Regions from separate parts of the Homo sapiens genome. Here region 2 is linked to region 1. A link is an interaction called in ENCODE POLR2A ChIA-PET data of the cell type or tissue named here. Cell type or tissue: A673. All regions are shown on one strand. Each heading gives the region's core, and the rest is flanking DNA. Links, peaks and the distances in the headings are about the cores only.

What was found. Peaks named below come from ENCODE experiments on the same cell type or tissue, not always from the same donor. Only the 100,000 strongest peaks of a DNase experiment are listed, where the experiment ranks them.
Region 2: POLR2A ChIA-PET joins it to region 1 with 10 read pairs; 2 of 35 experiments call an interaction of 5 or more read pairs at or near these places.

What each region holds. Positions count from the first base shown.
Region 1 is chr20:52,104,189-52,107,292 of GRCh38, forward strand. It overlaps a transcript of ZFP64 not described here. Among named protein-coding and RNA genes, the nearest start is that of ZFP64, 86 kb to the right of the region's middle. RefSeq lists enhancers at 485-1,453, 1,454-2,420. In A673, for the core only: CTCF peaks have their summits at 1,555 and 1,756; DNase peaks (open chromatin) are centred at 723 and 1,173; H3K4me3 peaks cover 1,239 bases; H3K27ac peaks cover 1,013 bases.
Region 2 is chr20:51,943,427-51,946,530 of GRCh38, forward strand. No RefSeq gene overlaps it. Among named protein-coding and RNA genes, the nearest start is that of LINC01429, 82 kb to the left of the region's middle. In A673, for the core only: no CTCF peak of the experiment used is centred there; no DNase peak of the experiment used is centred there.

The DNA.
Region 1 (3,104 bases), core at 220-2,719:
AAGCGCCTTAGAAATGCAGATTCCCCAACCCCACCCCTGAGATTCCAGTGGAGGCGGGGGATGGGGGGATCCCTAACTTGCAGGAAGAATTTGGCGAGCGAGAAAAGGTCCCCTCCCGCAGGCTCTTCTGAAGCGGAGGATCCCGGGACGAGAAATGCTGCCCGGGGGGCTTAAGGTAGCCGACGATCTCCTTGCTACATCCTGTGTCCACGTGGCAGCCGAGGAGGGGGTGTGGGGGCCGCCTGTTAAGTGCGACAGCATCACTGCTCTATCCCCACCACGGCTCCCACTTCGCTCAGATAAAATGCAGAGCTCTTACCAAGGCTCACGGCCGTCCCCCGCCCCCCACCGTCTGCCCCCATCACCTCTCGGGCCTCCGGTGACCTCTCGGGCTACAGCAGCGCTGACGCCCTGGGTCCCTGCGCTTCTGTTCCCTCGGCCTGGAATGCTCTTCCCCCGGGTACCTGCACAGCTCGCTCCCTCCCATCCTTCGGGTCTTCGCTCGAACGTCCGCTCCTCGGTGAGGCCTTCCCTGGACAACGCATTTGAAACGTAACCCCAAGGCAAGAAGCCACCTTCCAGGCGCGCAGCCGAAGCCCAGTGCCAAGGAGGCCGGAGACTCGGGTGCCCGCGCATCCCGAAAACAGCCTCTGAGGGGTCCTCTGAGCATCCTTCCAGCGTGTTTGGGAGGCAAACTCGTTGACTAGCTCTTGAGAGGAGTGGCTAGAGGAATCCAGGCGGGGAAGGGGACGGTGGACTCCAGGAGAGTGTAATTTACAAAGGCGGGGGGCGGGGACGCCCAGGTCCGAGTCCCAGGACTCTGCGCCGGACGCTTCGCCCGCCCTTTCAGGTCCCCTGCCCGGTCCTCGTACCCGCGCGGGTCCGGAGAACCTCTGAGCACCGGCCCCCAGCCCCCGGGCGGGGCTCCAGCGGCGCTACTCACCCGGCTCCCCCGCCACCTGCGGGGCCACCTCCGCACACTCCCGGCGCGCAGGCCGCGGCTCCTCGGAGTTGAGGTGCTGGGGCTTGGCCTGCTTGCGCCGCGACATGGCGCGAGGACCGGGCTCCCCGCGCGTCCCTAGGAGTGGCCTACTTCACACAACGAATTCCCGGAGTTCGGAAATTACCCCCCTTCGGCCGGAACGCGCATGTCCCGGCAATTCTGCTCATCAGCCGAGCAGGGCGATTTATCAAGAGTCCTGACGGCTGATTGGCCTGGAGCCAAGACCCCAGGAGTCCCGCGGACTTGCGGTCCGCTCCCGGGCAGCCCGCGCCACCTGGGAGCTCGTTAGAAATGCAGACTCTCGGGCTCTACCCCAGACCCGCTGAATCAGAATCTGCATTTTAACAAGATCCCCAGGTGATTCGCATGCACATTAAAGTTTGAGAAACCGTGTCTGCATTTTAACGAGATCCCCAGGTGATTCGTTTGCCCATTAAAATTTCAGAAGCGCAGCTCTCCTCCAACTTTAATGTGCGCACGAGTCACTGGGGATCTCGTTAAAATGCAGATTCTGACTCAGTGGGTCTGGGGTGGGGCCTGAGCTCCTGTATTTCTAACGAGCTCCCAGGTGGCGCTGTGGCTGCTGCGCTGCACAGGCTGCGCTTTTAGATTCGGACTTAATTGGTCTGGGCTGGGACCTGGGCACTGGGATGTTTTTTTAAAAAAGCCGTCTCCCTCCCTCACCACCCCCATCACACACACAGGTCATTCTGATGTGCATCCAAGCTGAGAAGCACGACCTCCACTCCTGGTTCTCAACCCTGCTGCATACCCAAATTTAAATTTTAAATGAGGAGTGTCTCCAACTGCAGGGAGAAATGCAGATTCCGAAAGTTCTGGATTCAGGTGGCCGAGGCCAGAAATGTGTGTTTTTATATAGCACGCGCCCGCTCCCGCCCCGTGACTCGGGCGCACCGGCTCTTGGACCACACAGGAGTGCTTTTGGGGCCAACCCGGCGCCGGCCCCGCCCAGCAGGTGACGGAGGCGTGGTCCTCGGGGGGTTGAGCTAATTAGCGTTCATGCTCAGACTGGCTGGGACCTCGATGAGACCCGAGGGAGACCCCTCCTTGCGCCGCGTAATTGACATCCAATGGGAAGCAAGAAAGCCACCTACATCCCCCAGGTGTTTACTTTCTTCAAATTAGGGAGTTACTTAAGACTGGGTTGTGCCCCAAGCTTGCCCGAACCTGAGAATCACGTGGGGGCCCTTGTTTCAAAAAGACCCAGCCAGGCTCATCTCCGAGTTTTTGGGGCGGGGCCTGAGAATCTGTATTTTTAACAGCGCCGCGTATGAGTTTTACGGGGTGGTCCTGTGGGGTTAGCAGCATCTGTAACGAGCCTTCTGTGAGGTTACCGTTGGCGAACCCCACGGCGGGGCCTGCGAGAACGGCATTTTTGCTTAATTGTTTCCATTTCTCAAAAGCTGACCTGTTTTCCTCAAACTTCCCCTTGATTTTCAGGTTGTGAATCGACTTGGGAATATTTGTGTAATGCCCGGTGAAGTCATGTCAGGTTAAATTTCCGAGACTTAAACTTTTTAAAAAACACAACGCTTCAAGTCTTCTTTGGGATGTATGTGTAGTTACACGGATCTGTAAAGACATTTGAAAATATATACACGTGGCCGGGTGCGGTAGCTCACTCCTGTAATCCCAGCACTTTGGGAGGCCGAGGTGGGCGGATCACATGAGGTTAGGAGTTCTAGACCAGCCTGGCCAACATGATGGAACCTTGTCTCTACTAAAAATACAAAAAATTAGCCGGGCATGGTGGCGGACGCCTGTAATCCCAGCTCCTGGGGAAGCTGAGGCAGGAGAATCACTTGAACCCGGGAGGTGGAGCCGAGATCGCGCCACTGCACTCCAGCCTGGGCGACAGAGTGAGACTCCATCTCAAACAAACAAAAAATATATATGTATATATACACACACGTTTATCATATCTCCTTTTGAGGAGACTGGATAAACAGTGGTTGCCTCTGGGGAAGTTGAAAGAGGGGTGCATGGGGGGATGGGAGACATCTGAGACCCTCTTATACTGCTTGAGGTGTGTACATGTGTTTGCATTTGCTTTGTTGTTATTTCACCTCAGGTGTACACA
Region 2 (3,104 bases), core at 260-2,759, 160 kb before region 1:
GGTTTTGCTCGTCACCCAGGCTGGAGTGCAATAGCGCGATCTTGTCTCACTGCAACCTCTGACTCCTGGGTTCAAGGGATTCTCCTGCCTCACCTCCTGAGTAGCTGGGATTACAGGCGCCCGCCACCATGCCTGACTCATTTTTGTAGTTTTAGTAGAAATGGGGTTTCACCACGTTGGTCAGGCTGGTCTCCAACTCCTGACCTCAGGTGATCCACCTGCCTCAGCCTCCCAAAGTTCTGGGATTACAGGTGTGAGCCACTGTATCTGGCCTTCATTTTTAATTGAGGAGAAATTTACCAAACATAAAATTAACTATTTTAAAGTGAACAATTCAGTGGTATTTAGTACTTTCACAATGGTATGCAACCAACACCTCTGTTTAGTTCCAAAATATTTTCATCACTCCACAATAACCCTTATCCTGGGATCATGAATGCCTCACTCTTCCTGGTGTTTGTTGAATGAATACATAGAAGCATGGTTTAAGGCTATAGCAACAATTTCTTCAACTGTAATCTGTAGGACTACGTATCCAGAAGAACAGGAAAGGCCAAGATGTAAATCCACACTCCGCGATAACCCGACGGTCCTCTCTCAAACCCCAGAAAAGGAAAAAAAATCCTCTACAATTTGTTACTACCATAGCCCAAACAAACAATATATTTATTCAATGTATTTAAGCTTAAGAAGAGGCTATTTTTCCCCAAAGCATTTTGGCAGGTTATAAAGATTTGAACATTTAACTCACTAATCATCTCCATCTCTTAAATGGCTAGAAAGGTTATCTTATCTTGTATCTTTCTGTTTGGAACCTTAAGAAAAAAAAGTGAACTCTTTCGGCTGGGCATAGTGGCTCATGCCTGTAATCCCAGCACTTTGCGAGGCCGAGGCAGGTGGATCATTTGAGGTCAGGGGTTCGAGACCAGCCTGGCCAACATGGCAAAACCCCGTCTCTACTAAAAACACAAAAATCAGTCAGGCGTGGTGACGGGCACCTGTAATCCCAGCTACTGGGGAGGCTGAGGTAGGAGAATCGTTTGAACCTGGGAAGCAGAGGTTGCAGTGAGCCAAAATTGTGTCACTGCACTCCAGCCTAGATGACAAGAGCGAAACTCCATCTCAAAAAAAAACCAAAAACCAAACAAACAAAAAACCCTCTTTCTTCCCTAGCAGGAAGTCAAAAGATTAAATTCTATAATTGATGCTCAACAGCCAGGAGTGTAAATGTACTATTTAGATTTCGGGAGTAAAAGCGGAAAAAAATACAACCAGCAAGAGTTAAAAGTCGTTTCCTGAGAAGAGTAGGCCTGGGGGTGGGACAGGGCAGTCTTAGTTTTCATTATTACCCCTTCTGCAGTTGATTAATTTTTAACCACCAGCAAGGGATTCTTTCATTTAAAATTGTTCTTAAAAGAAATACAGGCTGGGCGCGGTGGTTTACACCTGTAATCCCAGCACTTTGGGAGGCCAGGGTGGGCGGATCACGAGGTCAGGAGTTCAAGACCAGCCTGGCCAGCCAGCATGGTGAAACCCTGTCTCTACTAAAAAAATACAAAAACTTAGTCGGGCGTGGTGGCATGCGCCTGTAATCCCAGCTACTCGGGAGGCTGAGGCAGGAGAATTGGTTGAACCCGGGAGACTTGGTTGAACCCGGGAGACTTGGGAGGCTGAGGCAGGAGAATTGCTTGAACCCGGGAGACGGAGGAGGTTGCAGTGGGCTGAGATCATGCCACTGCACTCCATCCTGGCGACAGAACGAGACTCTGTCTCAAACAAAAAAAAAAAAAAAAAAAAAAAAAAAAACCCAACCAAACAGAAAAAAACCTTAAGGCAAAGTACTACAAAATGAAAATAAAATAATACGTACTTGGGGACCTTTAAAAAAAAAAATCCTGGTGGTTGGGCCACACCCTGGACCGATAAAGTCTGAATCTCTGGGGATGGGATGCAGCCGTTAGCATAATTTTTTAAAGTTCTCCAGATGACTCTAAAGTCATCTGGTTGAAAACCAGCACTTTAGAGACCCTGGAAGTTTTCTTTTAGTGTTAACTTTCTGTAATCTATAGAGTAATTTCCTGTCTCTGCAAAAATAGCTCCAAGGCATTTGGGGTGGTTTCTAACCTATTTTCTAAATAATTAATCTTTAAAGTAATGATTTAAAAAATACAATATTACATTAGAATGCAGGAAATATCATTTGTCATAAGGAGACCAACAGCTTTCTCTGTGCATCCATGTGAGGGTATCACATATTTGGGGTGTAGGTGACCACTGGTAGCCTGTATTTTTTTTAAGACAGAGTCTCATTCTGTTGCCAAGGCTGGGGTGTGGTGGTGCGATCTCAGCTCACTGCAACATCGACCTCTCGGGCTCAAGAGATCCTCCCACCTCAGTACCCCCTCCATGAGGAGTAGCTTTTTATTTGTATTTTTTGTAGAGACAGGGTTTCATCATGTTGCTCAGGATGGGTAGCCTGTATTTTTATAATTTTATTTAACCTATTGAGTTTAATTAAATTCCCTTTCACCCTACTCCACACTCGGTGACTTCAAAGAGAGGGTATGGTCAGTTCAGCTCTACAGAGGAGAAGAGAACATTCTGAATGTTTCAATATCTTGGGGAAGCTGGAATGTTAGGATATTTTAGCTGCAAATAACACAAACCCAACTCAGCAGGGCTTGAACAATAAGGTCATTGATTAACCGTCTCTCAAGGAGTTTGGCGTTAGGATGTCTCCAGGGTGGTGATTTAGTAGTTAATTTGGGAGCCAAGATTTTTATTTTTTTTAATTTTTTTGAGACAGAGTCTGGTTCTGTCTCCCAGGCTAGAGTGCAGTGGCACGATCTCGGCTCACTGCAACCTCCGCCTCTTGGGTTCAAGCGATTCTCGTGCCTCGGCCTCCCTAGTAGCTGGAATTACAGGTGCCTACCACCACGCCAGGCTAATTTTTGTATTTTTAGTGGAGATAGGGTTTCACCATGTTGGCCAGGCTGGTCTTGAACTCCTGACCTCAAGTGATTGGCCCGCCTTGGCCTCCCAAAGTGCTGGGATTGCAGGTGTGAGCCACCGCGCCCCACGGAGGAGCCAGGATTTTTCCTTCC